Linked DNA regions of Mus musculus: regions 2, 3, 4, 5 and 6 are each linked to region 1. The links are chromatin loops, found by intact Hi-C in ENCODE. Cell type or tissue: heart. All regions are shown on one strand.

Region 1 (5,000 bases):
TTTCCAGTCATGGTTTATCAGTTTAACAGCCTTGGTTATTCTGGAACTAAGTCTGTAGACCAGGCTGGCCTCACGCTCACAAAGATCTGAAAAACATACTTTTTTTAAAAGTAATTTTTTTTTTCTTTAAAAAGATCAATCAAGCTAGGCAGTGGTGGTGCATGCCTTTGGTCCCAGCACTTGGGAGGCAGAGGCAGGTGGATTTCTGAGTTTGAGGCCAGCCTGGTCTACAGAGTTAGTTCCAGGACAGCCAGGGCTACACAGAGAAACCCTGTCTCCAAAACCAAACAAAAACAAAAAGATCAATTGAGGAAGACACCTAACAATGGTTTCTGACCTCCACATACCAACACACACACTGAGACACAGAACAGCTAATTCTTGGGGAGTTAGGAGCTTTGGTTAGGTGGTAAAGGCGCATTCATAGTGCAAGATGCCAGTAAATGACCACTTCTTCCCCACCAGTAGTCCAGCTCCTAACAAAAGGTCCTTTGGAGCAGGCTCTCCAGCATTAGGATCGACTGCTTATCTCTTATTCCAAAAGACTACCTGACACCCTGCAGAGGACAGGCTCCTCTTCCAAGAGTTACTTCTGCCAGCCCAGAACAGGAAGGACAATGAACCGGCTCCACCAAGCAACCCCAGGTTGGTTATATTAGTCGCCTTCTGAGTGGCCTGCAGACACTACCTAGGAAGAAAGGAGGGGGGGGGGGGAGGAGAGAGAGAAATGCTAGTGAATGAAGCTCACCGCACCCAGCCTTCTCCCCACTTAGGCTGTTCCTGGTCTCTCCAGAAACTGAATTGGAAGCTAGAGGCCACATCAGGCCTACTCTTTAACTTGGGATCTTCAGGTTTTCCGTCCCGCCGTCCCGACTTCCGGAACTTCAATCCTAAGGAACTTAAACCTAAGAAAATGGGAAATTCCCAAATCCTTAACATTTAATCGATATTCACCGGCGTTAAGAACAAGAAAAATTACGTTAGGTGGAGAAACTTTAGCTTTCCTACACTTGTCCAAATATAACAAGAAACGTGATATAGTAGTTGGTCGCTGACCAGCCTTTGAAAAATGACGCTTTTCGGTCGACTAGTGCTAAAATCAGACTGCCCTCAATTAAAATGGCGGTGCAGGCACAATTGAGCTTCTTTGCCCCTACGTATTATGGCGGGCAGGAGATTTCACGCAGTTTCTCCTAACCCCGGAAGACCGGAACCGGCAATTGGGCGGTGCTTAAGACACACAGAAGAAGGCCTCTGACGGTTGGACAGCGCTGCATAAGGCAGGCTTTAAAGAAGCCGGAGGTGGGAGCTGTTTGAAACCCGGATCCTTGGAAAGCTGCGGTGAGAGGCGTAGGGGAGGGGTGGGAGTGGGGGGGACCGGGCTGGAGAGAGGGCCGGGAGGCGGGGGGAGAAGAAAACGTTTGAGCCAACTGGTCCGGGGCGCCCGAGAACGCGGGGCGGGGATCCAAGTAGGGCGGGGGCTTGGGGTGGGATGTTACCGGTGGGCTGGACCTTCTGGGATTGGAGTGAATGGTCTACCGGTTGGTTTGACAGTTTATAACCCAGAATCCGGACTGAGTTCAGTGATGAGTTTAGGCCTCCCCCAAGGGGAACTTCGTTAAGCTGAAGCTCTCAGTGGGAGGAGGCAAGTTGCGCGGCTTCTGATTGGAAGAACCGCGCAGTAGGATTCTTTCCACAGAGATCCAATTTAGGCGATCTGGTAGGAGGGAGGGCTGTTACTAAGTGGAGTAATTCTTTTGGAGCTCTTGCTTGGTGGGGCGAGGACCACAGAGGAATCTAGCGGAAACGGAAGCCTCTCGGGACCGGGATCCCACCGGATCCCAGAGAACCTCAGGGAGGCATCTAACAGGGACAAAGGTCCCAGGAGGCTCGAGCGGTGGGAGAGCTGTAACCTCCGCAATCCAGTCTCGCGGCAGGTGCCAGGCAGGGCCCGAGTGATCAAGGCGGCTGCAGCGGGAAGACCCGGCTCCGAGAGGCCGGCCGGGGGCGCCCTTTGGAGGAAGGGCCTGTGCCCTACCGGGAGCCGCAGGCGGACTATGAAGGGCGGAGTCCCGGGGGAGGAACTGGCCCTCATTCCCCACTCCCCCGCTCCCCAATTTACCCCAGGCCTCAGCCTGGGATACCCCAGGGACTCCCCGGAACCGCCGCTTCCCCCATGGACTTGCCTGGGAACTCCAGGTGAGAGCGTACCCCGCCCGCCTGACTTGAGCTCGGGAGACGGGGATGCTGACGGCTGCACCCGACTACAACAGAGGCAACAACAGGTTCAGGCAACTGTCTTCTACTTTCACCCTCCAGCCCTTTTACACAGCCAAGCCTGTGCCGTCAGCCTCTATCTCGAGCATCATGGGAAGCCAGGAGCCCGAAAAGACCGAGGCTGCAGCCTTTGGGGACCCCTTCATCCCTAGAAAAGGCCTCTCGGAGGGTCCTTGCCGTGGTGTTGGAAGATGTCATGACTACAAACAGGGTGAGCCCTTTAAGTGAAAGACCACTCCCTCTTCCCTATCCTCCATCCCCGCCCTGGCTTAGTACTAAAGTCAGACCAGTTCCACTAAGCCAGCCTTCAAAGCAGCCTCCATAATGCAAGACCATATGGTTTTGGGTAATTCATGTGCCTGTCCAGTCACCCACTCACCCAACCACATCCTACTAAGTATGAAAAACTCTTCTGACTGCCCTGTTATCGCTATCCTTTGCTACTTGGTGGGTTCTTCCATCCTCCCAACCCCCTAACACTAGTTAAGAAAGAAAAAGAATAGAGAGGAAAGAGATCTCCGAATAAAGGCAAGGGAGGGAATGGGGCGATGGTAGGCTACTTTCTGCTGATTAGGGGTGTCGAGTTCCTTGGGGCAGGTTTGATCTTCGCCATCAGGATATCTACTTTCTTCTTGTGAATAATAACAAACATCCAATCAATAACCAACCCATTCCTTGGGGGCCTTAACATGAAAAGTCCCCAGAATTCCAAAAGTCATACAATTGCAGAACCTGTCTGTAGCTGGCAAAATTATGCCCCTGCTGGAGGCAAATCTTAGTAAGTTGCTATGGACAATCTAAAGCAGTCCCATATCCCACACCTGGGAGTAAAACAAAAACATGATATTTTCGTGCTTTTTAAAAAAGAAACCAAAGCCGGGCAGTGGTGGTGCAAGCCTTTAATCCCAGCACTTGGGAGGCAGAGGCAGGCAGATCTCTGAGTTCGAGGCCAGCCTGGTCTACAGAGTGAGTTCCAGGACAGCCAGAGCTACACAGAGAATCCCTGTCTCAGAAAACAAACAAACAACCCCCCCCCAAAAAAAAAACCCAAAAAAAGAAAGAAAGAAAAAAAAAACCCAAAAATCCAAAATTGTCACTTCTCTGTTCTCTTGTTCGGAAGCATGCTGGTAGTGTCTTTGGCCACAAGGCAGACATGAGAAAAATGGTACTGTCTTTTACCATTTTTCTATTTCTCTAGAACCTGGGTAAGAAGAAGAGATTACATCATTTCACGCCTGTAGTTCCTGACTAATAATATCTCACCCCTAATTTAGACCAAATCACCTCTTTTAGGGATTTTCGTGGAGTCCAGCTGAAAATCTCTTTCACCTCTGTGGCTAAGGACACAGTGAGACACAGAAGACCCTGTCCAGTCACTCTATTTCTCTGGGTTTTGTTTTGTCTTACTGAGACAGCGTCTCACCTTTTAGACCAGGCTGGCCTGGAACTCTGAGCAGTCTTCTGTGTTAGCCTCACAAATGCTGGGATTATAGGCATAAACCCAGTTTTGCTTGCATCTTACAGCCCTTCCTCTTGTAGGTCCCCCTGACACACAAAGAGGACACTCCCAGCCCACTGACTCACAACCATCATCAGGATCCTGTCTGCACACAGTCACCTGCTTTACCATCCCAACAGGTCAAGTGGTCCATGCAAGCCAGGTAAGTGTGAAAGGGAAGGGTTTAAGCTGAGAAGACAGCTGAGCCCACTGACCCCGCCGACCTTCTTGTTCTTTCTCTAGGCCTCCTGACCCACTGCATTTGTGCAGAGAACCCTTGACTCGAGCCCGCCAGTCCTCGCCTGCCTTGAGAATGAGATCAAGGGCAGCATCTGGCCCAGAGGAGAGCCCCTCAAAAAAGACAGACCAGGTCCCACAGCCCACCCTAGTGGTGGTACTGGAAGACATTGCCAGTGGCAGACAACCAGCAGAGGTATAAGAAAGTACAGTGAAGATGTCTGGTTCCAGCTAGGGCAAGCATGGGGCTAGAGGTGGATTTCTGTAAAGGCCAAAACACAAGTTTTTATTTGTTTGCTTGTTTGTTTTAAGACAAGGTCTCAATATGTAGACTTGGTTGGCCTAAAACTTGCTGTGTAGACTAGGCTATCCCAATTTATAGCCTGTATCTATTTTCAAGTATTGGGATAAAGGCATGTGCCACTACCCCAATGACAACAAAATTTTATTTGGTGGACACTACTTAAAGGAAATAAGAAAAAAATCTTTTGTGTACAACCAAGCAGATATCTGTGAATATCATGGGGAACTGGAGAAGCCAAAAATGGCTTCCTGCCTTTTCAAAATACCTCCCCTGTTTATATCCAGGGTTTTGATGAAGATCAGCCCAACCTCATTGTCCCAGCACAAAGGTGAGAGGGTGGGGAAAGGATTATCAAAGCTATCATGCAGATATCCAGAGCTGGGGGCATCAGGATTTACCTGTCTAATCCTTCCTTACAGCACCTTCAGAAGCCTGAAGGGCCCGGGGAAGCACTGCCACAGAAGGGGTCTGGACTTGGAAGCACGCCCAACTCTTACTTTGTCCCTTCACCCGAGAGCTGAGCCTGTGACAAAAGCTGGTCAGCCAATGCCTACACCCAGTGACCTAGAACCCCCATTCCAACTGTCTACTCTACCTGCAGATCCTCCAGAGAGTCCAGTACCAGGTAAGGACTCAAATAGAGGAATGAGACTGAAGAATTTGGAACTGCCACGGTTAAGCTTG
Region 2 (5,000 bases), 79 kb before region 1:
GCTTCTCATGGAGCTCTAGTGGGGTTGCCCAGCCCAGCCCAATAGACGCCAGGACGACGGTACATCCGGAGTGTGTGCAGATGCATCTGGAAACCTCCTAGAAGACTGTACCCGGTGCTCAGACCAGCAGTACCTAGAATGTCTGTGACTTCAGGAAGATGCCATAGGTTCAACCCTCTGGGCCTCAAACAATGTACATATTTCACCCTCTATGTTGGTGCCTTTAAGACCATCCCCCACACTCCTGGAATATCTCTGGATAATGTTGGAAGCCCACAGGTGGATCCGGGTCCTCTTGGCTAGGGTCTAGGGATATAGATAACTGACTGAATTTTTTGTCCTTATGGCCTTTAGCTCCTGGTCTATGGACCCACTGGTGCTTTGTCACAGCTGACTTCGTGGGAAAGCGTCTGCCACACTGAGGGCAGGGGTAGGGTCGTTCACCACTGTGGGTCCGCCTGTGGGCTGCCATGTCAGAGCTCTGTCGAAAGCAGCGTCCACAGTCAGGGCATGAATAAGGCTTTTCACCCGTGTGGGTGCGCATGTGACACTGAAGATATGCGGCCCGGGCAAAGGCTCTGCCGCAGTGAGTGCAAGTGAAGGGGGTCACACCGCTGTGTACCACCCGCTGGTGCTCACGGAGCCCAGAGCTCTGGCTGAAGCAGCGTCCACAATCAGCACAACAGTAAGGCTTCTCCCCAGTGTGGACACGGAGATGGGCAATGAGGCCAGAGCGATGCGTGAAAGCTCGGCCACAGTCAGAGCAACAATGAGGCCGTTCCCCTCTGTGTATGGCCCGGTGAGAGCTCAGGGAAGAAGGCCGGCTGAAAGATTTGTTGCAGTCAGGGCAATGGAACGGCTTTTCGCCTGTGTGAGTGTACATGTGCGCCACCAATGTGGACCGCTGGGTAAAACTCTTCCCACAGTCAGGACACTGATGCGGCCGTTCCCCTCGGTGTATGGCTCGATGCATGCTCAGGGAAGAAGCCCGGCCGAAATACTTGTCGCAGTCTGGGCACTGAAATGGCTTTTCACCTGTGTGAGTGTACAGGTGCTCCACCAGTTTGGACTGGTGGGCAAAACTCTTCCCACACACATGGCACCCATGACGCTGGTCTGCTTTTAGGATAGGGTTGTGCACCGCAACAGTGGGGTGCCCCTGCTGAGAGTTCTTGAAAAGCAGCTCCAAGTTGCAAGAAGGGGAAGCAAAGGAGGGGCGTGGCTCCATAGGCCCAGCTTCTGGAGAAAGTATCTTCTTGGTTGCCTTGGTCTCTTCCCTTGGTCTCTTCCCTTCCTTCTCGTGCCTGCAATCTGCTGGGAGACCATGACAAAGCTCAGACTCTGACTCTACTGCCCCTCGATTCCCACAGCCCCACATGGAAACAGGGCACAGGAGGGGAGAGGCCACAGCATCTGAGCATGCGTGGTGCACAGATGTCCAGATGCAGCATAAAGAAAGGTGTCTGTGTGGTCCCCATTCCCAAGTGCAGTGAGCTAAGCACTTGTCAGAGGTGGACAGCAAGAACTGAAGGAGACTCCAGAACGCAGTCACAGAGATGGCAGCAGAGGAGTGGGAACGAGGGGCTACAACCTATACAGCCTAGTGACCCTGTAGATATGAGGTGAGAGCACTGGACAGAACCCTTTTCAGATGAATCCAGGGGCCAGCCATCATGGCTTTGGCCAAGAAACAGAAAAACAGGGAAGAAACTGCCAGGCAGTAAGTGCAGTCACTAGAAGACACCACACAGGCTGGCAACACAGAAGTTTCCCCAGGCAAGTACCCAGTCCTTCACCTGAGTGGACTTCTGTCCTGCACATGGCCACCTCTGGCTCCTGGGCACCGGGTCCCCACACTTCGGACTCTTCCTCCACCCAGCAGATGAGCGCTGGTTTGTCGCCCCCGACTTCTGGAGGGAAAGATAGCAAACCCCACGAGTCAGGTCGACCCACTTGTTACGACCACCCGTACCCAGGGAACTCCGATCCACCGCATGACCCACAGTGTCAAGGGCTACGCGAACCCAGGCGGCCAGGAAGGTTCTCACCCAGAGAGGCCAGGAGACCATAGGTCTCGCGCATCACCTCTCGGTACAGGGTTCTCTGCGCCGGCCGCAGACACCTCCACTCCTCCGGGGAGAAGTACACGGCCACGTCCGCGAAGCTCACAGTCCCAGGCTTAAGGAATGCAGGCCAAGCGGAGGCCCTTTCCGGGGCCATCCGCGGCGCCATGGGGACTCCCCGCACTGTTCCGTGATCTGCCTGGCGTCCCCTGGATCGCCTGCCAGATCCTAGGTTGCCGCGGTGGGGTACCAGGGCTGAGAAAGGACATATATCAGGTCCGTGAGCACCCTAATGTAGGTGAAAATTGAAGATTCCTAGAAGCAGGTACAGATGCAAGACGTGGTGATGAACTCATAGAAATGGTAGCAGTATTTGTGCATAAACGTGTGGGGGCGGGGCGGGGCGGGGCGGGGCGGGGAGTAACAAGAACCTTGATCCCTGGGGTCCCGCCCAAGGTTACGTCACCGGATTTCCTGGGTCATTGTTTTCTAGCCCTCATCCAAAATGGCCAAAGTGTCTACAAGTGCCAATCTAAGACCAAGACTGAAGTGGACGTGCCTATGTGGGCGGGGACTCCAGGACCGCGAGTATCGTGCAGTTGAGGAATGGTACAGATTCTGTGTGTTCACACCACTCTCAAGTTAAGCTAGGTGGAAGCAGTCTGTGAATTTTGGGTTGGGGTAGAATCTGAGAAAACTCATTTCAGAGATAGAAGTTTAAAAATGAAAGCTTTATTTCTGTGCACGCGTATGTAGTGGCCAATTTGGGAGCTGAACAGCATCCCGGAACAGAGCTTATATAACGTTTTCATAGGATGAAAACACAAAGCAAGGGGGACTTGGGTGCACTGTTGCGTTAGTCAGTCTTTCACACAATGGGTTAAGCAAGGAAGTTAACTTTGGTGACTGGACCTCATCAGCGTCACTTTGTTTCAGGTTCCTTGATTTAGCTTTTGCAGCCAGGTCGCATCCTGGACTGGTCTGGAATTTAGAATGATAAGGGAACAATGGAGTGGGCAATCTGCACATTTATGACTTGTGTGCCTTAGTTTAGACAGCAAATAACAGCAACATCCCTCTTTACAGCCTTTACTGGATAACAAACATGAAACACCTAAAGTCACAGGATAGTTGTTAGTTCCAGCCTGGGATCCTGAACCCTGTCAGCAAGATGGAGGTCCAGCAATGGCTGGACTCAGGAATTAACAGGTGTTTGGTGTTTTTCTTCTGGTCAGTGTATTGTGGAGCCCCAGAAAGCCTGTGGCAGGAAGAATATTAATAAGCTAGAAAGTATAGCAGTCTCAGAGGTTGTTTCCACCAGCTTGGTCTACACATCTCAAAGTAGTTGAGAAATACTGTCCTTGACACATGTCTGAGATCATAGAGCTGGTCTTTGATCAGCCAGGACACTCGGAACATTCACGACCTAATCTTCTAAAACTCTACATCTGCCCATCTGGATTTTTTTTCCCCTTCACTTCCAGGAAGGAATTAAAGTTTCTGGGAAGATTGTGAGATTCCCATGAAATATCCAAGAGAGGAATGAGGCCCTACTCACGGTCATATACATCCAGGTTTTCAGTCTGGTTCATTGCTATTTTAATATAAAATACCTACCTATGAAAGGAATCTTGGCTGGGCAGTGGTGGCACACGCCTTTAATCCCAGCACTTGGGAGGCAGAGGCAGGCGGATTTCAGAGTTTGAGGCCAGCCTGGTCTACAGAATGAGTTCCAGGACAGCTAGGGCTACCTAGAAAGCCTGTCTCGAAAAAACAAACAAAAAAAAAAAAAAAAAAGGAAAAAAGAAAGAAAAAAAAGAAAGGAATCTTATCTGTACTCAGCATCATTCACAGCAAATGTTAATTTGCTAAATTTCTTTCTTTCTCACTGGGGAGGCGCTTCAGCCAGACTTCAGGACAAGGGGCTATCTTCCTTTGTCATGCACCCATAATTTTCCCTGCCTTTCTTCTATGTCTTGGTGCAAATACATTGGGTCAAGATCAGGTTTCTGCTCACTGTACTAAACTTAAAGATGGAGCAGGTATGACTTCCCATGGCCCAGAGTGATTTCAGATCTCCCAGCAGATTGTGCCAAGGTCCGAGTGACACAGGGAGCTTCGGCTCTGGGAGGCTGCTGACAGTGAGTGCCCAGGATGCATGCGGTGCACAGCTATGGCAGAGCTTTGGTGGGAGTGCTGCTCTGGGCTGTCAGCTGCTGTCTTCAGAATGTGAAACCCATTGTTCCAAGCCCCTCTGCCTTTTAAAGTTTCAGTCGGATGATCAGATGTTATCTGATGGGCCTGACACCAGCATCCTCAGCGGCTGTGTGTCTGTCTGACGAGTGTTCATAACCAGAATACACAAAGAACTCAAAAAACAAACAAAAAAATCCACATATGACCCATTCAGAATAAGGGCATAGCATCTGAATACAGAGTTCTAAAGGGAAGAAATAGGAATGACTAAGAAATATCTCCAGAAATGTTCATCATCCCTAGCAATTACAGAAATGAAAGTCAAGACAATGTCTTTTGAGATTTCATCTGACCCCAGCCAGAATGGGAAAAAAATAAATAAACAGCTTAACTAACAATGAATGCTGCAGAGGACACAAGGAACGGGGCCACACATTCACTGTTGATGGGATGGAAAACTGGTCCAGTCAGCCTGGAAATCAACCAAAAAGCCTAAAAATAAATCTCCCACATGAAGGCAGCTCTAGCACTCCCTGGCATATGCACAGGGGACTGAACATGCTATTCCACAGGTACTTGCTCAGTCAAGTGTCTTTCTCTCTCTCTCTCTCTCTCTCTCTCTCTCTCTCTCTCTCTCTCTCTTTGTGTGTGTGTGTGTGTGTGTGTGTGTGTGTGTGTGTGTGTGTGTGTGTGTTGTGTGTTTGTTTTGTTTTGCTTTTTTCCCAGACATAATTTCTTTGT
Region 3 (5,000 bases), 210 kb before region 1:
AAGTTCTCTGTCTGGCAGGCCACCCTTTTAAATTCCTTATTTCAGCCTTACACAGAGGTAAAATGCCGGTGACAACTGTTCACCACCCCCGTCCCCATATACCTTCTTTTTTCCTTTGAGACAGGGTCTCTCTGTGTACCCCTGGCTGTCATAAAACTCATGCTGTAAAGCAGGCTGGCCTCAAAGTTACATATTCACCTGCCTGCCTTCTGAATACTGGATTAAAAACGTGCACCACCACAGCCCTGCTGACAACTGTTCTTCTTAGACCTAGGTCTGCCTCACTGTTTCTACATTTCACTCTCCCTGGAAACTGTCCCCAGCACCCACCAGGGCTGGGACTCGTCTGTCATCTCTGTATCCCTAGCAGCAGCACAGAATACAGCAGTAAGGAAAATAAAACCAACCACAGTTTTTGAGGCTAAAATACATTGTTTCCCCAACCCCAAACAGCCTCTTCCAGGAAGACTCCATCTACTCACAAGAGTTCTGCCAGCTCGCCCACTTCTCCCACCAAGGCTAGCAGCAGGTTCCGAGGCTGGTGGAACTGCTCCCAGTCCCGCTCAGCTGCAAACTCTGCATGGAGGCGTCGGCTGGAATAAAGTAAAGGGGTGGAGGTTCAAGTCTCAGGGTTAGAGGACAAGACGCAGGTGCCTGGCATACATCTAGAAAGGGCATGGGACTCTGAATCCTACAGTCAAACATCTTGGATGTCCTTATGTTACTAACTTTTAACAAGACTTTTTAAAAAAGATTTATTTACCTATTTTATGTTTGTGAGTACACTGACACTCTTCTCAGACACGCCAGAAGAGGGCATCAGATCCCATTACAGATGGTTGTGAGCCACCATGTATGTGGTTGCTGGGAACTGAACTCATGAACTCAGGACCTCTGGAAGAGCAGTCAGTGCTCTTTAACCACTGAGCCATCTCTCCAGCCCTAACAAGCCTTTCATTGGGGTTGGGGGTGGTGTTCAAGACAGGGTTTCTCTGTGTAGCCCTGGCTGTTCTGGAACTCACTCTGTAGACCAGGCTGGCCTCAAACTCAGAAATCCACCTGCCTCTGCCTCCCAAATGCTGGGACTAAAGGTGTTCGCCACCACTGCCCGGCTAAGACTTTCTTATCATCTGGAAATGAACGTGCCCCTGTACAGATTTTAACCTCAAGCCAAATTAAGCAACACCCTTTATTATTCCATTTTCCTACTGCTACTTCTTCCGGTACTCCACCTTAACGCCCCTATCTCCACACATCTAGGTCTAACTAACTCACAGGATGCAGTTTTGAGACACTGCCCACTGGGGCCTTCCTTGACATTCTGCAAGAAAAAAGAATTCTACACTTCAGCTTCCCCTGTCCAACTACCCATCTCTCCTGGGGTGCAGAGGTTCTAACAGACCTCTGTTATCTCTCCAAGGTTGTATTAAAGGTTGGTACTTAACATGCCCGGGGGCGTCACCCAATTTCCCCGGCCTCAGGTGTGCACTGTGCACATAATGTTTATTTAGCTAGGTTCTCCAGAGGTCAGCCAGGAGGACCCGGATGGCCTCGGACGTGTTGTTCTTCTGGACCACGTGGAGGGACCCTCCTCATTACCACAAAAAGGTTAGTTTCTCCATCCGAGGACGGACAAGGACTGCTTACATGTCCTCAAGCGTGGGCTCCGGACTGAATCTGAACGGGCGGGCAGCAGCAGAGTCTTCTTGTCCCACAGTACCGCGCTCACCGTCACCAGCCGTGGACATTCCGCCCACTAGTCCAACCCGCGCGGGAGCGGACCCCGCGCCGCGCTCGGAGCCGCCTCCAGAGTTCTGACCAATCACGGCTTCTCAGTGCGTTCCCGGGGCGGAGCCGGAGGAGGACCCAGTCATATACGTGAATTTTAGCTACGGCCCGCCCCTTCTCCGGCCTGAACCAATCTGAAGGGAGTTTCAAGTGTATTTTCTCCTTCTGTGCCCTCGAGTTCTTCCGCCCAGGCGAAACTTCTTAAAGGGACAGGTACAAATTCAATCTGGGAAAGACAGTAGAACAGAAAGCCTAATGCGACGTGACTTGCTTAATGGGCGCCAGATGGCGCCAAAGTGAAATGGCAGGCGCGGAGGAGGCGGGTCCACTGAGAGCAAAAACCCTACAAGTGAAGGACCCAGCATGTGCGTGGTCATTTCACGTGGACGGCCTTCACACAATTTGAAAGAGATTGATGAGAAAAACTGCATACTTCCAGAGAGGGGGAGGACCCAGTCTTTGTAACCCATTTCAGCGTCCTACACCAGTGGATTCCAATGATTGCAAGCAATCCTACAGGGAGAGGAAGGCATACCTCCTCTTCGCGTTTACGTGACACTGACATTTGTAGCAGGTAGATAGGGTATGACCTCTTTCCCATGGGTCACTATCACAGCCTTACACAATGCACAAGAGGACACCAAGCTCGTTTACACTGGCTAGGTTTTGAAGCCTGTTTTCTTTTAAAAGACTTGTTTTTATTCTCTCTCTCTCTCTCTCTCTCAATCTCTCTCTCTCCCTCTCTCTCTCTCTCTCCATATTTACATGTATGTCTTTGGACCCCTTGTGTGCCCGTGCCCAGGACAGCCAGAAGAAGATGTCGGATCCAGGATTAGAACTGTGGTTCTCTGCAAGAGCAACAAGTGGTCTTATCCTTAGAGCCATCTTTCCAGACCCGTAAGATTTTTTTTTCTCCTTAAGAACCTTAAGAATTACAAAGAAAATTATGTATATGCGTGTGTCCAGGTATGTGCATTGGGTGTGTGCACATGAGTTGTTAGCAAAGGTCAGAGATGTAGAATCCCCTGGAACTAGAGTTATCAGTGGTTATGAAGTACCAAACCCTGATCCCTCTATAAGAGGAGCAAAGTTGTTTGTGATAGGCTTTCACTGTATAGTCTTGGCTATCCTGGAACTCACTCTGTAGACCAGGCTGGCCTCAAACTCACAGAGCTCCACCTGCCTCTGTCTCCTGAGTGCTAGGATTAACGTGTGTGCCACCATCACCAGGCAGGTAACAAAGGTTTTCAACTGCTCAGCTATCAGCACTGCACACCCTTTCTCAATTTTTTGTTTGTTTGTTTGTTTCGAGACAGGGTTTCTCTGTGTAGCCCTGGCTGTCCTGGAACTCACTCTGTAGACCAGGCTGGCCTCAAACTCAGAAATCCACCTGCCTCTGCCTCACAAGTGCTGGGATTAAAGGCATGAGCCACCTCCGTCCAGCTTCCCTTTTTCATTTTTAAAGGTTCCAGGATGGAACCCAGAGACTTGAGCATGATAGGCAAGTTCTGTACCCAGCCCATGGAGCTATCCAATCTCTTCAGAATTTTCAATCTGAAAAATCACAGAGTCAGTCATTGACCATGACAGGAATGGAGTTACCCAAGAAGAGGGGTTGTTTTGTTGGTTCGGTTGGTTTGAGTTTTTGAGGCAGTCTATCACCTTATAACCCTGGAACTCATTACGTAGCTTAGGGTACTGTCAAACTCATGCCAATCCCCCTGCATCGCCTTCTAAGCACTGAAATTATAGACATGAGGCATGGACGGGTGCCAGCTGTTTGTGTGTAACCCAGCTGTACAGCTGTTTGTTTTTGTACCTCAGTCATAGTCACTCTGTCTGTTCTCCGCTTTAGAAAGGGCTTGCATTCTTGTAGAAATGAAAGAAAAAAAGAAAGTGGAAGAAAGAGTCAGATTCTAGACACTAAGATCAGAGAGGAGGCTGGGTGTAGCTTAGTGGTAGAGGTTTGCATGCAAGGGAGCATTGGCTCAAACTCTAGCACCAAATTCATAAATAAAACCCAATGGTGTAGTGATTTCCTGCTAAGTACAGATAGATTCCTCTGGCAAGCTAGTGCATTTATCTAAAGAGACAGACATGAAGGCCATCACAGTTTTCTTTGTGATATCGGCAGAAGCGAGGGCAGTTCAGAGGCGCCGGTGTGTTACAGGCTGCTTACACAATGGACATTGTCAGCAGTTCACACGGAGTACAAGCAGCAGACACAATTCTGAACTGGTTTAAACAAGGCAAGGGGATCTGAAGCAAGTGTGGTGCATGCTTGTAACCCTTATCATCTGGGAGGCTGAGACAGGAGGATCAGAAGTTCAAGGTGAGTTTCAGCTGTACTGAGAAAACTTAAGGCCAGCCTGGGCTACTTGAGACCCTGTCTCAGCAACACAAACCAAAAAAGGAGACCACTTTACTAAGTAAATGCAATTTGTTTCAGGGGCACAGGAATGACTGCTGGGTAAGATGAGCCTGGGGAATGGACTGGGTTGTGGCAGCCAGACTCAGCACCTCACATATCTAACCGTGGCAACCTTTAGGAGTAGGTAATGTTATGGTCATGCCCACTTTACAGAGAAGGAAACTGAGAAAGTAAGGCACTTAAACAACTGTTAAGTTAGTAGTGCCAGACTTCAGACAGTTTGGTTTTGAAGGCTGTGTTATACCTGCGCAGTGAGGAAGCATGGCAGTGGAGGGCCTGCTTAGGCCTTGGACTTGATCCTCCACACTGCCTCCCAACCAAAACTAAAAACACTGTGAAAAGATTGGGCTGGGCATGGCGGGCCCCGCCTTTAGTCCCAGCACTTAAGAGGTAGAGGCAGGTGAGTATTCTTTAATTTGAGGCTAACCTGGTCTAAATAGTGAGTTCAGACTAGTTATGTAATAACTTGTCTAAAAAGGAAAGGTTGGGGCCAGAGAGATGGCTCAGCAGTTAAGAGAACTGACTGTTCTTCCAGGGGTCCTGCGCTCAATTCCCAGCACTCACATGGTGACTCACAACCATCAGTAATGGGATCTGATGCCCTCTTCTGGTGTCTGAAGACAGTGTACTCAAATACATAAAAAAAGAAAAAAAAAAAAAAAAAAGGAAAGGTGATTGGTTAGTTGGGTTAGCAGGGTATGAGATTGGTTAGTTGGGTTAGCAGGGTATGATAACCGCAACAGGCCCCCAGACCTTAGCACAGCTGATGCCTTGGTGGAAG
Region 4 (5,000 bases), 50 kb before region 1:
CTAAAGCCAGCCTGGTCTACAGAGCAAATTCCAAAACAGCCAAGAATACGTAGAGAAATCTATCTCAAAAAAACAAAAACCAAACCAAACCAAACCAAATTAAAAAGCCCCATTTGTCCCGCCAGGGAAGTAGCTGTAATCCCTGCATTTGGAAAAGGTGAGGCTGGAAGATAGCCATAAGTTTGAGGCCAGCATGGCCTACATAGTGAGATCCTGTCTCAAAAACAGGATAGTAGGGTGTGATCGTTGCTCACCTTTAACCCTAGCACTTCAGAGGAAAGGCAGGTAGGTTTCTGTGGGTTTGGAGACAACCCGGTCTAAATGCTGAGTTCCAGGCCAGCCAGAGCTACCTGTCTTAAAAATGAAAACAATCAACACAACAAAAATAAAACAAACCCGGGGCTGGGATGGCTCAGTGGTTAGGAGCACTTGCTGTCCTTCCACAGGGCCTGAGTTTACTTCCCCAAACCCACATGGGGCAGCTTACAACCACTGTAACTTCAGCATCAGGGACGCTCATGACTCCGGTCTCCCTGGGCAGCTGCACTTATGGAGACCCATACACTGACACAGAATGAAAAATAATAAAGATAAATCTTAGGAAAAAAGTTTCAGTAAAACCTAACACGTCTGCACTGACCACTCTAGCTGTTACCCAGGCAGCACCAAAGCATAGCCCGGTGGCTAACACGGAGTTGTTGAAAGTCAGTTAAAATCCCCTTCCTCCTGTGTCAAATGGGAAAAAGTAACGGTCCCCTGACTTCCAGGATTGTTGGATTAAATACATACATGCTTATTGGTCACTTAGTAAATGCTCAATAAACAGTATTTACTGGTGTATTTTGTAGTTGGTTTTGGTGCAGCGGTTCTTTGATAGATGAGGCACCATATTTGCTTCAGGGTTCTTCCACTCAGGGTAGAGATGGGAGACGAGCCAAGCTGTCATTATCCAGGCAGACACTTTTCTTGTGTACCACTTTGCCTTGTTCAAGAACTATGATAGGCAGACAAGTTCTATTTTTAGGGGCATTTTAGGGATTTTTGGAGGGTAGGGGTGGTGAGCTGAGACAAGGTCTCACAGTATGTTGTCTCAATTGGCCTCAAATCCCCCTGCCTCTGTCCCCCCGGGGTACTGAGATTAAAGGTGTGTGCCACAATGACCAGCCTTAGTTAGTTTTAAAAAGGGGAAATGAGTGTTATTTTAACAAACATCTGGAAACATAAACATTCTTTGAGTTCTAGATTCTCCTACTCTGTTTTTTTTTTTAAGATGTATTTATTTGTTTTTATATACATTGGTGTTTTGCCTACATTTGGTTCTGTGTGAGGGTGTCAGGTCCCCTGGAACTGGAGTTACAGACAGCTGTAAGCTGCCGTGTGGGTGCTGGGAATTGAACGCTGGTACTTAGGAAGAACAGTAGGTGCTCTTGACTCATGGGCCATCTCTCCAGCCCCCCTACTGTTTTTAATAGGACAGCTCTCCTGAATTTCCAAAACTCTGGAGTAGATAGGCTTTCTTTTCTTTAGTATCTGAACATGTAGGCTCTAATCTGTAGGGATGCTGGAATGGGGAATCTGAAAGAAAGGTTTACTAGAGAAGAAACCCCCGGACAAACAAGGTTTCAGGAGGACTTGGGACAATCCCTCACCTCTCGGAGCTCCTCCCAGGCTTTCCCCCTCCTCAGGATCCTGGGCGGCGGGGCTCCAAGCCTCACTCCCCTGTTCCATCCAAGAGATGAGGGCTGGTTTGGGGCCCGGGAACCCTGAGAGAGAACAGGGGTCACAGTGCTGGCCTGAGAGGCTGGCCGGGGCAGATAGCATCCCACTAGGGTGAGGGCACCTCCTCGGAACTTATGCACACATTAACCTGGACAGGGTTTGCGATGCTCTTGCCTGAATGGAGACTCCCGAGGAAGCCCTGAGAATGGAAGGTGACTGATGCTGCTGGTGGAAAAGTGCGGGATGAGGGCTCATAATCCACTTGATCGGTCTACTGCAACTCCCCGGTGAACCCCCAGGAGGATGGGGGCGGGGCTCTGACTCGGGGCCTCACCGAGCGCGCCCAGGAGGCCGTAGGTCTCGCGCATCACCTCCCGATACAGGGTTCTCTGCGCGGGCCGCAGACACCCCCACTCCTGCGGGGAGAAGTACACGGCCACGTCCGCGAAGCTCACAAGCTCAGGCTTCCTGAAACCGGGCCAGATCTCCCCAGGCATCGGAACCAGCAGTGAGGCCGGGGGTGGCGCCATCGGGGATCCTGCCCAGGCAGCGGCTTGGCTGCCCTAGCCTTCCGCTTCCGGCCTCCGCAACCGCGGGAAACCACGCCCTTGGCACGCCCCTTGGTCACAGTTGCTAGCAACGCGTGCGGAACGAACGCGGCAGCCTTACTGGCCGCAAGGGAATGCAGAGCAATAGTGTTTACTCCACAGCTGCTCACACAAAGACACGAAGGTGTGAAGGGAACCGAAAGATGTCTTCAGAAAACATGGAGACCGCCTAGCTTCAGTTGTCATTGACGGCACTGAGGTGCCCTTTCTGCAGCTTAACAAACTTCGGACTTCCACTGCCCGCGGCGCCCCATTTGCCCTTAAATACAATGACCGCTTCAGGAATGTTGGTGTTCGTTTCTATGTGTAGGAAAGAGAGACCTTCAAAAAATACCCGCTACCTGCTGCCTCATGGACCTCTGTGCGCAATTACAACGGCTGATGATTGGCTGTAACGGCAAGGAGCAGCAGTGTTGCAATTGGCTTCGGAATGGCGGGACATCTGAAACTGTTCTGAGGACCTGGGCATCCCTGGTGCCTGAGATAGTGTCTCCCCAGTCTCCCAGTGTGCGTCCTGCTGATGTAACTGGAATCTGATGGTTAGCCTCTAGAACCTGGCAAAGCCTGAGTATTGCATTTCAGAAACTCAGTTCGTGTCTTCAGAGAAGTTGACAGAATACTTGAACCGGTGGTTCTGCTCGCTTAGTCTGTATATTTAAGTTACAGGCTAAGGGGTGTGCTTAGTGTGTTTCTGCTCGGATGAAAGCATATTCTGGGACGTGGAAGCCCAGGAACCACACAGCCCAGAGGTGGGACAGTCTCCTAAGGGAAGGGTATTCTGAGACATGGGGGCTCAGGAACCACAAGCTGGAGGGTCCAATGTGTGGAGGGATGAATCCAGAGAAAGCTGCCCTCTGCTCCTTGGAGCAGACAATAGGGAAGTGAACAGAGGGCAGACCTTATATAGGACTTCTTAGGGGGTAGAGCTTTTCAGGGCAGAGAGTAAAGATTGGTGGGATTTCAAATCCTGATCTTGGGGAGCTCAGGGCTTGGTGTTTTTTTTTGTTTTGTTTTGTTTTGTTTTGTTTTTCCCTGTTCAAGTGTTGGTGGGTTTTCATGCTCAGAGAGAAGTGGGGTTTTGTTGTTGTTGTTGTTGTTGTTGTTTTTCCTACTCAGGGATTGGTGGCTTTTTTCCACCACCCCCTTTTCCTGCATTGGGCCCATGGCTACAGATGGCTTTGATTGAGGTAGCATCTCTGTGGAGCTGTGTGGGGAGGCTAGAGAGGGGGTGGACAGCTCCTGCAGTGGTGTTCAATTCACCAAGGCTGTAGGCTGAGGCAGGAAAGGTGTCACCCACCGCTCCTGTGGGACAACTCCTGCTGAGATGGGAAAAGAGATGTGCCACCGTGGACAGCTTCCATGAAGGCTGCAGGCTGAGAAGGTAGAGAGGTGTGGCCTTTCTGACATGAGCCACCATTTTGACAGCTCCTGTCGGATCATTTTACAGCAGCCGTAGGGTGGAGGGAGAAGGAGGGGTCAGCCACAGCTTTGACGGATTTTGAGGTTGGAACTGGAATGAGAGAAAGTTTTAAATTGCATTGTAATTTTTTGCCAAGTTTATTAATATGTAGGTGGAGCCAGCAGTGGAGGGCTTGTGTAAGCCCAGCACTCAGAAGACCCAGGTGGGAAGAGTTGTAGGCCAGTCTGGGTTACAGAATGAGGCTGGGTCAGAAAGAAAATATATTAATTTAACCCCATTTTTTAGAAAAAAATAAATAAATTGAGTTTTAGCATATATGTAGCATATCTATATCTATCTATAGATATAGATGGGTTTTTTCTTTGTTCTCTTTATTCATTGCTTTGTGTGAGTTCTTTATGGGTTCTTCTGTCTCCTTACAATATCTTCTCTATGTGACTTCACACAGCTTCTCCTGGCTCATCTGTCACCAACTGTCTTCTCACTCTGCTAGCCCAATTTACCTTCACTCCACTCAATCTCTTCTCTACCCCTACTCTGAAGAGAGAATCTCTTATAAGCATCACCTGTCGATAAAAAAGCCAATGGCCAATGAGCTGAGGAAGGGAATAGGAGGTGGGACACTAGCAGGAAGAGAGAGGATTCTGGGTACTAGCAAGAGCTGTGAGAGATTTGCCTAGGAACGCTGAGGAGACAGCCATAAACCAGCCATGTGGCTGAACTCAGGTTAGAATAAAGAGGACATTTACCCTGGACTTGGTGCATGAAGCTGAGAAGAGGTAACTAAGCATATGGAAGACACAGAATAGTTTGAATGGGTTAATTAATATGAGCCAAAGCTATGGCCAAGGCATTTATTAATAAATTATTAGTCTCAGAGTTGTCATTCCAGAAGCAAGGGCTTGGAAGAAAAAGGATTTCTTTTTTATTCAAACTTCTTCCTTCCTGCACCAACTGTCTTCACTAACTCTACTCTCTGACCCAATCCAATCTGTAGCTGCTTGTATTCTAATGCTAATTGGATACCCAAAACAGTTTGCACCAGAGGGTCTGCACTTAGCTTGTGGGAACCTGCCCCCAGTTAATTCTGATTGGTAAATAAAGATGCCAATAGCCAATAGCTGGGGGGAAGGCTGTGTGTCTTTCATTCAGGAACATAAACCATTGAGGCAGGTAGGAACCTGGCATTGGCATTTATTTAAAAACTTAACACTTCACAATCCTACTTTTCTGGACCCTGCTCTCACCTTCTT
Region 5 (5,000 bases), 670 kb before region 1:
GATCATTCTTACCCTGGGTAGTTGTCTCGCCATTGGTTCCTGCCAGGGGCACCACACCCTTATCTACCTGCCAGGGAGGAGACCAGCAGTCAGCTTTATGGCCCCTGTCTCCTCTACCCAGCCCAAACTTCACCTTTCACTGTAGCCTCTCATGGCTTGCAAATATTTATGAGAAAAGATGTGTATTATTTGAGAGAAATGTTAACTGGACTAGAGGGACCTGGTGCTACTGCACACTGAGAAAACCTTTTCACTTCTTCACCATGAAATCACCTTCTTGTATCACAGGGAAACCATTAAGTTGGCAACAGAGCGCTTGCCTAACATGCACAAGGACCTAAGTTCACCCCAAACACTGACAAAAAATTATGCTGAATACATCCACACCTGAGTCTCTAGGCCTGCTAGCCCAATATTCACCCCCTCCCTACCTATTAATCCCTTTCTCCAGATCCACCTCTAATCTTACCCCCCCCCCAGAGTCTGCCCTCTTACCTTAATGCCCACAACACCACCCTTGGACTTGATAACTTGGGGGAAGGGACGTCCATCATCTGCCTTCTGGTACAGTGTCTCGTGGAAGAGGATCACCCCCCCAATGCAGGGATTCACACGGTCGTCTGCAGTCAGCAGCAGCTGGCGGTAGAAGCGCCTGTTCTCCTCGGTGTTCTCGGTGCCAATGGACTGCAGGCGCTTGGCAATGCTTCCTGAAGGGAGGAGGGTCATGTGGGGAGATAAGGGGATCAGCCTGCTAGCTCCAACCTTGGGTCCCTCCTCCCCCTTTCTTCTGCCTGTACCGCACCGGTGGACTCATCTGCAGCCAGGATGCCCTTGCCCGGAGCCACAATGCGGTGAGCGATGTCAGACAGCTCCTTCTTCTGCTCCGGGGTCAGTGCTGGGTATGGGTGGGGCATGGTGCCGGTGGCAGTGCTTTCCTGGGTGAGGGAGGCAGACAGAGACCAGCGCTTAGTTGGACCATCCCATGGTCTCCCCGGTAACAAAGCTTCCCTGGAGGCCAGGGCACTAGCCCCCACCTCCCCTGCCCCACTCCCTGAGGGTCCTGGGATACTTCCTGTCCCAGAGCTCTCCCCTACTCCCGACTTCCCTATACTAGACCTGCCTCTTCCTGTACCTTTCCTAACTCTGTCTGTTGCTGGGTGTTGCCCAGCTCAGAGTGGGGTTGCTCACTGGCAACTGGGGGAAAGGAAAAAGCCAGAGCCAGGGACAGGCGGGTCATGTTGAAGCTGGACCCATCTGGCCTGCGCGTTGCCATGGGTCACCTTGCCTAGAAACAAAATTGAACCGGGAATATTTTAGAATTTAAGGATCACGAATAGGGCAGAGAGCCTAATACCCTCATCTGAAAGAGCCCAAGAAAGAAATGATCTGTGCTCAAAGCCACATAGCAACCCAAAGGCGAGAGTTAAGAGAGAACCAAGATTTCCCGACTGAGGTGGGGGGGCCCCTTCTAATCCACCCAGGGCCGGCCCAGGCTTCAAGGACACCCCAAGGTCAGGCTTCTCTCTTCGTGATGGTTGCGGGGGAGGAGCTCGAGGAAAAGGATTAATTATTAGGAAAAACACAGGGCCATCAGAAGCACAGAAAAGGGGCTATGGAGCCCAGGTAGAACGAAACCTTTGCCTCCATACTGTTAGAAGGGGAGGGAAAGGATGTACGAGGCACGTGCACTTCTACGCTACAGCGGTTCCAGACTCAGAATCAAGGTCACAGATAAGGAAAGATAGTAAAGTGTTAATGGGCAACAGAGTACTGCAGCTGAGGAGTTTAGCCTTCTCTCCTGGGGCTCCCCCGAAAGGAAACCAATTTCCTCCACCCCATCGCGTAAATCCTGAGACGGTGTAAGAGCCGATCGCCCCCGTCTCCCCATCGCTTCTTGAGATCTCTTGAATAGGAAATGGGACCCTGATGCTTTGCATAGCGGAGAGTTTTTGCAAAAATAAAGAGGGGTCTGTTTTTCCACCTCATCTTGCTTCCTCCCCCGGCATGACTCAGCGCGCTGAGTTGCTGCGTGGCGCAGCGAACCGCCAGGGCGCAGGCCGGAGAACCCGGGCTGGGGGCAAGCGTGGGGGTAGAAAAAGGAGAAGTGAGGGGCCGTGGGGAAGACGGCTCTGCACTGCCCGCCACCGGCCCAAGATCCTAACCCCATAGACCCTTCCCCGAGCACGTGTCAAATGGCGCTCACCTGGCACAGGACGGGGTGGGTCTGCCTGGTACGCCGGTGGGTAGGCGAAAGGACTAAGGAGCGAACGCGGCTAGGGTCACCAGAACCTCGTTCTGCTGCGCGTTCCAAGAGAACGCAGCCTATTCAGCTGGGTTGGGGGGGACGGGAGGCGGGGCCCCGGACATTTAAAGGCGCCGCTCCGCCCTCTGCAGGTTTTTTCCCTTGCAGGGACGGGAACCGTCCAATTGAAGGTGGGCACTGTGCGCAGCACCGCCCCAAGATGCTCCGATAGGAGGCGGCACTGGGGAGGAGACAAGCGGCTAGAACACGATCCCTCCTCCGCCCCGCTAGGACGTGACTCGAGCCACATCCCGCAGGTCACCAGGCCCCCCCCCCCAACACCCCCCCCCCCAACCCCTGCCTGGCGCGCGCGCGAACATCGTGACTCAGCCGGAATGTGGGTTGGCGAAGAGTAGGGAGGGGGTCAGAGTGAGATGGTGGCTGGCCTCTCCTCCAAGACCCCTGGCTTCCGGCTGTGTAGTTGCAGCCTGACGTCACTGCTAAGAACGCAGAGCTTCGGAGCCTCCCTGCCTGCCTGCTTCGTCGCTTGACTAAAATGCAGGGCGCGTTCCATCTCTCCCTGGCCAGAGCACGGCGCAGCTGACATGGTACGCAGGCAAAACCTCCCAGAACTAGTGTGCCGGCCACATCGGAACTGAGTGGCGTATCCAGGCCTGGCGTTGCCTAGCAGATTGGCGGGAGGCACCACCCGCGAGCTAAACACACCCAGTTTGAGGAAATGACCGACAAGGACTGGCCCAAGCCAGACAGGTCTTTCCCGAACCTGATTTCCTTCTCCAAAATAAAAAAATCCGTCTCGGAGCTCTCTTGTCACCCTGTAACTCTCAGAGCACTCAGTTTCCTCAGGTCCCAATCCGCAACCCCCATTCCCATCCTGCAATCCGGATAGCGGCCCACCTGTGGCGCAGTGACAGAAGCCGCAGAGCCCGGTCAGCAGAGAGTGAGCCCGGCAGTCCAGGGCTGGGTTTTAAGGCAGCTCCTACTCCCCACCCCTCCCCTACACACCCCCGCACCAGTGTCCCAGACCTTCTCGGTAACCCCTGCCCTTTCCCCACCACGAATCCCGCGGCCGGGACCTATATTTAGGGAAACCTGAGGCTCCTGACATTCATCCCTGCGTGGGGGGTGAAGAAGAGGCAGCTTTGGTTTGCCTTGAGAGGAGGAGGTGCCACTGCTCACTCACCGGTCTTTAGAGGAACCTCTTCCTTGGAAATACAGTGAAATTAGTCAAGAAATCAGTCTCAGGTCCAGGATCTGTAAGGCAGAACAAGAAGGGAAAACATCTAGATATTGCCTCCCACTGCCTCCTCTGGTTCCCTCCTCCCTTGACTCTGGTGCCTGCTGGTGGTTGTACTTTTTTTTTTTTTCCAAAGGAGAGCAGATGCAGGCAGGATACTCACCTCTTAAAATAACCAGGAGTCTAAAGGCAGGGTGTGGCTGGCCATCCCTTTATCCTGATAGTCCAGGTTGGCAGAAACCTCCCACACTGTTGCCTGGGTGAGCAATGTCCTGCATCCTCACCCTCACATACAATAGTTTATCAGGGAAGGGAGAGGAAGAAAGGCAGGGGCACTGGCCAGAGCATCAGGCCCTTTTCAGCGGTCCAAGGGCTCTCAGAATCCTGCCTTTCAGAGAACTCAAGGTTCCCAGGTAATTAGGCTGGGCCTGCCATCCATAGCTCCAGTGCAGTAGCTCCAGTAATGATGTCCTGAGGATCATAGAGGGGGCCCTGGGGACTGGCCACTCCCCAAAGAACAACGTCCCCAGCCCCATCTTTCATCTGAGCTTGATCTCGAAACAGAGGCAGTTGAGGCTCTGGCAGTCTGGGAGCTGGCAGGCACAGGCACAGTCACACAGTGGGCAGCAGCCAGGGCATCGAGGGGCCCAACCCTAAAGGAGAAGAGAGAGGTGGGTAAGCAGAGGGGCTGAGGAGCACCCACCCACCAGCCCAGTGGGACGGAGAGACAAAGCACTGGAAAGGAAGCACCCTCCATGCTGAACAGCAGCAGTGATAAAGTATCTGTCCCACTGGGTCCTGTGTGTGTGCGCGCGCGCGTGCGCGCGCGCGCGCGTGTGTGTATGCGCACATAGTAGGTATACTATACTCTCAAAGCCCTATGCAACCTAGAGGAAGTCAGGACCAGAAACATGTTTCAATCCTCATGAAGATAATTTCTGGGCTTTGGACTTTCTTGCTGGCATGAAACCAAACTATAATATCTCCTCCTAACGTTCCTCGTGAGACAGGCTCTCCCTCTACAGCTCAGACTAGTCAAGAGCCATGAAACCCAAGCTGGCCTCAAAAAAAATGACAATCCTTACTTCAACCTACTAAGTACTGGGGTTCCTCTTGTCCTGTTTTGAGACAGGGTTTCACTGTATGGCCTGGCTATCATGGAATTTACTCACTTCCTAGTGCTGACGCTGGCAGAGATAGATCTCTGTGAGTTTGGACCAGCCTGATCTACTATTTGAGTTCTAGGATAGCCAGGGCTACGCAGAGCAGTGGTTCCCAACCTTCCTAATGCTACCTTTTAATACAGTTCCCCATGTTGTGGTGACTCCCAACCAAAAAAGAATTTTTGTTGCTACTTTACACCTGTAATTTTGCTGTTATGAATCATAAATATCTGGGTTTTTATAACCTTAGGTCAGCCCTGTATAAGTTAATACCCACCTCCACCCCCACAAAGGGCCATAACCCACAGGTTGAGAACCACTGACAGAAAGGGACCCT
Region 6 (5,000 bases), 65 kb before region 1:
CGAGGCTCTCTTCATCCTCAGGCCTATCAATACTTCTGAGCCAGGAAAAGGCCCTCGCTTCTCATGGAGCTCTAGTAGGGTTGCCCAGCCCAGCCCAATAGATGTAAAGACGACAGTACATCCGGAGTGTGTGCAGATGCATCTAGAAATCACCAAAAAGACTGTACCCGGTGCCCAGACCAGCAGTACCTAGAACGTCTGTGACTTCCGGAAGATGACATAGGTTCAACCCTCTGGACCTCAAACAATGTACATATCTCACCCTCTATGTTGACGCCTTTAAGACCATCACCCACACTTTCTGAATATCTCTGGGTAATGCTAGAAGCCCACAGGTGGATCCGGGTCCTCTTGTCTAGGGTCCAGGGATATAGATAACTGACGGGCTTTTTTGTCCTTATGGCCTTTAGCTCCTGGTCTATGGACCCACTGGTGGCTTGTCATAGCTGACTTTGTGCGAAACTGCCTGCCACATTGAGGGCAGGGGTAAGGACGCTCGCCAGTGTGGGTCCTCCTATGGGCTGGAATTTCAGAGCTCTGGCGAAAGCAGCGACCACAATCAGGGCATGAATAAGGCTTTTCACCTGTATGGATGCGCATGTGGCGCCGAAGATATTTGGAATCCGCAAAGGCTCTGCCACAGTGAGTGCAAGTGAAGGGGGTCACACCACTGTGTACCACCCGCTGGTGCTCACGGAACGCAGATCTCTGGCTGAAGCAGCGTCCACAATCAGCACAACAGTAAGGCTTCTCCCCAGTGTGGATACGGAGATGGGCAATGAGGCCAGAGCGACGTGTGAAGGCTCGGCCACAGTCAGGGCAACAATGAGGCCGTTCCCCTCTGTGTATGGCCCGGTGAGAGCTCAGGGAAGAAGACCGGCTGAAGGATTTGTTGCAGTCGGGGCAACAAAATGGTTTTTCACCTGTGTGAGTATACATGTGTGCCACCAATGTGGACCGCTGGGTAAAACTCTTCCCACAGTCAGGACACTGATGCGGCCGTTCCCCTCGGTGTATGGCTCGGTGCATGGTCAGGGAAGAAGCCCGGCCGAAGCATTTGTTGCAGTCTGGGCACTGAAACGGCTTTTCACCTGTGTGAGTGTACAGGTGCTCCACCAATGTGGGCCGCTGGGCAAAACTCTTCCCACACAAATGGCACCCGTGACGCTTGTCTGCCCTTAGGACCGTGGCTTGAATTCCACTAGCGGAGCCAGCAAATGAGAGTTGTGGCTCCTTCTGCCCAGGTTCTGGAGAAAATGTCTTCTGCATTGCTTCAGTCTCTTCTCTTGGTCTCTTCCTTTCCTTCTCGTGCCTGCAATCTGCTGGGAGACCATGAAAAAAGCTCAGACTCTGACTTCTACTGCCCCTTAATTTCCACAGCGCCACATGGGGACAGACTGGACACAGGACGGTAGAGACCACCGCATCTGAGCATGTGCGGTGCACAGATGTCCAGATGCAGCATAAAGAAAGGGGTCTGTGTGGTCCCCAATCCCAAGTGCAGTTGTCTAAGAAGCACTTGTCAGAGGTGGACAGCAAGAACTGAAGGAGACTCCAGAACGCAGTCACAGAGATAGTAGCAGAGAAGAAGTGGGAACGAGGGGCTACAACCTATACAGCCTAATGACCCTGTAGATATGAGGTGAGAGCACTGGACAGAACAATCACAGCCCCTTTTCAGATGAATCCAGGAGCCAGCCATCATGGCTTTGGCCAGGAAACAGCAAAATAAGAAGAAACTGCCAGGCAGTAAGTGCAGTCACTAGAAGACACCACACAGGCTGGCAACACAGAAGTTTCCCCAGGCAAGTACCCAGTCCTTCACCTGAGTGGACTTCTGTCCTGCACATGGCCACCTCTGGATCCTGTGCACAGGGTCCCCACACTTCGGACTCTTCCTCCACCCAGCAGATGAGTGCTGGTTTGGCGCCTCCAAGTCCTGAAGGGAAAAATAGCAAACCCACTAGTCAAGAGGACAACCCACTTGGTTCCGACCGCCCGTGCCCAGGTCTCTCTGCTGCCACGCAGGACCCACGGTGTCACGTGAGGCGCGAACACAGGCGGCCAGGAAGGTTCTCACCGAGAGAGGCCAGGAGACCATAGGTCTCGCGCATCACCTCTCGGTACAGGGCTCTCTGCGCCGGCCGCAGACACCTCCACTCCTCCGGGGAGAAGTACACGGCCACGTCCGCGAAGCTCACAGCCTCGGGTTTACAGGACGCAGGCGGAGCCCAGGCCCTTCCCCGGGCCATCCTCTGCGCCATGGGGACTCCCCGCACAGTCCCTGGGTCAGCCCCGCACGCCTGGGATTGCCTTCTCAGTTCACGGTGTCCGTGGTCGGGTACCAGGGCTGAAAAGGGACAGGAACCAGGTCTGTGGGCACCTTAATGTAGGTGAAAATTGAAAACTGATAGGAGCACAGCGGAGATTTCAGGAAGACCGCGTAAAAATGTGGACTTGGGCGCGGCATCTCAGGAACTATGCTCCCTAGCGGTCCTGCCCAGGGTTGCATTACTTGACTTCCTGCATCAATTTCTTCCAGCCCTCATCAAAAATGGCCACAGAGTCTACAAGTGCCAGTCTGAGAACAAATCCCAGGCAGACAGGCCCACATGAGACTGCCTGCCTGTGAGGACCACATACAGGGAGGGTTTTATGGTCTCAGAAGACCCACAGCCCTCTCAAGGTCAGCTAGGTGGAAGCGGCCTGTGAATAGATGTTTAGTATTTTATTTGTGGTCAGTGTTCATCTCGGAGCTAGAAGCAAGCCTGTGGAGGGAGACCTGTTAATAAGCTATTAAATGAAGCAGGCCTCCAGTTGTGGTGGTTTTATCAGCTTGGTCTTCAAATCTCAAACTAGTTGAGGAATACTGACTGCTCCTGATACAGATCAGAGATCACAGAGCTGATCTTTGATCAGCCAGGACACCTGGGACATTCCAGACCATCCAATCTTCTAAAAGGTTAAATGTACTCCTGCCCATCTGGATTTCTTTGCCTCACTCTTAGCAGGGAGTTAAGATTTCTGGGCCATTTGTGAGAGTCCGGGGAGGAATGAGGTCCAACTCACAGTAAGGATTTAAGTCTGACTCATTGTTATTTTAATATAAGAATACCTACCTATGAAAGGAATATTATCCTATTTGTCATCATTCAGAGCTGTTTGTGCTTTATAAAAAAAAAAAAGAAAAAGAAGCCAGGGATATGTTGGTGGAGGCACAGTGTGGTGTAGGTGAAGGGGGTGCCTCTGAGAGCTCATTTGAGTCCTCCCTTCCCCCCGGAGGTACCAGCTTATGATGGTACAGTATAGAATAGAGTTTATTTAAGGCATGGGGTGGAGAGTTGATGGCTTAATAGAGACAGATGAAGAGAGACAGAGAGAGAGGGAGAGAAGGAAAGGTGAGAAAAAGAGAAGAAAGAGAAAGAGAGAGAAAAGAGAAGTGGAATAGAACACATGGAGGGGGGAGGGGAATGAGGAGAGAAGGGACAGAGCAGAAGAGGGTTAGAGAGCAAGAGAGCAAAAGGTGTACACTGTAGCTGTGTTCAGACACACCAGTAGAGGGGGCATCAGATCCCCATTGCAGATGGTTGTGAGCCACCATGTGGTTGCTGGGAATTGAACTCAGGACCTCTTGAAAAGCAGGCAGTGCTCTTAAGCACTGAGCCATCTCTCCTGCCCTGAAAATAGTTTTAATCCCCAACCAACTGCACCACCAGAGTGGGAGGAGGGGTGACCCAGGGTTATGAGATCGCTATCAGCTCCCCCAGTTTCATACAGCATATACCTTCTAATGTGTGGAACAAGGCTATGGTGAACAGGATGTCGCCCTATAAATGATTGATCTTAGACAGTTTAAAGAGGCCACTGTTTTTATATGGGATGCATATGCCTTGTGTAAATTCTAAATAACTAGGCTACCCAAATATTCCCCGAGCTTGTTAGGGATTGGTGGCAGCTGCACTAGGGTCCACCCACTGTTGCAATGGTTAACATGGTGGAAGGAAGGACATGTGAGTATTGAACAGTGAAACAAAGCACAGAGAATGAATATGGGGAAAGACCAGTTACTAGTTGAAGGCAGTACTTTAAGATACAAAACAGATCAAACGTAATGGTGCTGCCGTAGAACACTGCCGCTTAGCAGCTTGAAGAACTCGGGATAAAGCTGAACCTGAGAAAAGGTCCACCTTGTTTACAAAGCGTATCCAAGGCTCTGCAGAAGCCTTCACTGATTTGAGATTTGATTTTTCTTTCAAAGATGAGTCTCAGCTGTGAGCAAAGCCCTGCCAGACCCTGAATTGAGGCAGGCATCGATAGAGACCTTAAAATTTGAAAATTCAAATACCAAATGTTAAGAAAACAAAACAAAACATTAAAGGTGCGGGCAGCAGCTATGGATGAGTGGATAAGGGGAATAACCAATATTAGTTCTAAGGTGCAGTATGCTAATATCAAAGGTCAAGGTGTAACTAGGGGTCTCCAATATCAAACTGCCCAGTGTGTCAATTGCAGGGAATGCAGTCATTTGCAAAGACACTATGACCAAGCCACTAAAGGTCTCAAATCTCAAAATGCTTGGCACTTTCACTGTGGGAAATATGTTCATTTGCAACAAAAGTGTGAACAAGGCATCTCTAAGGGCAATGGTTCTTCTAAATACGAACCAGAAAGAAGGCCTAGGCTTCTAGGGGGTGTGCAGGCAATGTGTTTGGGTTTGCCATTGGACTGGTGAGTGCAGGTGAAGAGAGATATTCAAGGTAATGACTTAGGGTTGATAAATGGCCTTGGGGCATGGAGCCCACCCCAACACCGGAACAAAATATGGGTTGCTTGTCCATTGTCATCCAAGGAGGAACATACAGACCCAAAACCTCAACTGAGTAGTGCAGTTCTAATTCATGCTACAACAGACAGTGCTGCTATGGAGCTGGCCACTTACTCTATCCCCCATAATTCAGTGTTATAAAATATCTACTGGAGTTTATGGTCCTTTGACCTTG

The links. Peaks named below come from ENCODE experiments on the same cell type or tissue, not always from the same donor. Only the 100,000 strongest peaks of a DNase experiment are listed, where the experiment ranks them.
Region 2: it touches region 1 in a loop (1.9-fold over the local background); 4 of 42 quality-filtered maps call a loop at or near these places.
Region 3: a loop joins it to region 1, with 2.6 times the contacts of the local background. A loop is called at or near these places in 4 of 42 quality-filtered maps.
Region 4: it touches region 1 in a loop (2.0-fold over the local background); 4 of 42 quality-filtered maps call a loop at or near these places.
Region 5: a loop joins it to region 1, with 2.7 times the contacts of the local background. A loop is called at or near these places in 2 of 42 quality-filtered maps.
Region 6: a loop joins it to region 1, with 1.8 times the contacts of the local background. A loop is called at or near these places in 5 of 42 quality-filtered maps.

What each region holds. Positions count from the first base shown.
Region 1 is chr7:127,469,779-127,474,778 of GRCm38, forward strand. Prr14 (proline rich 14) reads left to right here and starts at 1,836. Exons shown (of 11, transcript NM_145589.2): 1 at 1,836-2,199; 2 at 2,320-2,488; 3 at 3,817-3,938; 4 at 4,019-4,208; 5 at 4,601-4,644; 6 at 4,736-4,941. The coding sequence starts at 2,177. In heart, CTCF peaks have their summits at 1,983 (motif pointing right) and 4,179; DNase peaks (open chromatin) are centred at 633, 1,243, 1,613, 4,103 and 1 weaker place; H3K4me3 peaks cover 2,935 bases; H3K27ac peaks cover 2,786 bases.
Region 2 is chr7:127,391,205-127,396,204 of GRCm38, forward strand. E430018J23Rik (RIKEN cDNA E430018J23 gene) reads right to left here and starts at 2,417. Exons shown (of 3, transcript NM_198011.2): 1 at 2,049-2,417; 2 at 1,797-1,910; 3 at 1-1,311. The coding sequence starts at 2,232. The coding sequence ends at 224. It also overlaps a transcript of Zfp764 not described here. In heart, no CTCF peak of the experiment used is centred here; a DNase peak (open chromatin) is centred at 2,537; H3K4me3 peaks cover 2,173 bases; H3K27ac peaks cover 1,813 bases.
Region 3 is chr7:127,258,876-127,263,875 of GRCm38, forward strand. Dctpp1 (dCTP pyrophosphatase 1) reads right to left here and starts at 1,792. Exons shown (of 3, transcript NM_023203.1): 1 at 1,648-1,792; 2 at 483-593. The coding sequence starts at 1,748. In heart, a CTCF peak has its summit at 2,061 (motif pointing right); a DNase peak (open chromatin) is centred at 1,936; H3K4me3 peaks cover 2,573 bases; H3K27ac peaks cover 1,298 bases.
Region 4 is chr7:127,419,756-127,424,755 of GRCm38, forward strand. It overlaps Zfp688 (zinc finger protein 688), which reads right to left and starts at 2,279. Exons shown (of 3, transcript NM_026999.4): 1 at 2,054-2,279; 2 at 1,650-1,763. The coding sequence starts at 2,249. In heart, CTCF peaks have their summits at 2,208 and 2,408; DNase peaks (open chromatin) are centred at 2,286 and 2,756; H3K4me3 peaks cover 1,761 bases; H3K27ac peaks cover 1,131 bases; H3K27me3 peaks cover 1,499 bases.
Region 5 is chr7:126,796,842-126,801,841 of GRCm38, forward strand. Aldoa (aldolase A, fructose-bisphosphate) reads right to left here and starts at 2,413. Exons shown (of 9, transcript NM_007438.4): 1 at 2,204-2,413; 2 at 803-935; 3 at 496-707; 4 at 13-67. The coding sequence starts at 914. In heart, CTCF peaks have their summits at 2,446, 2,705 and 3,615; DNase peaks (open chromatin) are centred at 830, 2,460, 3,280, 4,050 and 1 weaker place; H3K4me3 peaks cover 4,052 bases; H3K27ac peaks cover 4,070 bases.
Region 6 is chr7:127,404,341-127,409,340 of GRCm38, forward strand. It overlaps Zfp764 (zinc finger protein 764), which reads right to left and starts at 2,482. Exons shown (of 3, transcript NM_146203.4): 1 at 2,081-2,482; 2 at 1,826-1,939; 3 at 1-1,319. The coding sequence starts at 2,264. The coding sequence ends at 322. In heart, CTCF peaks have their summits at 2,482 and 3,575; DNase peaks (open chromatin) are centred at 2,101, 2,171 and 2,531; H3K4me3 peaks cover 1,200 bases; H3K27ac peaks cover 906 bases.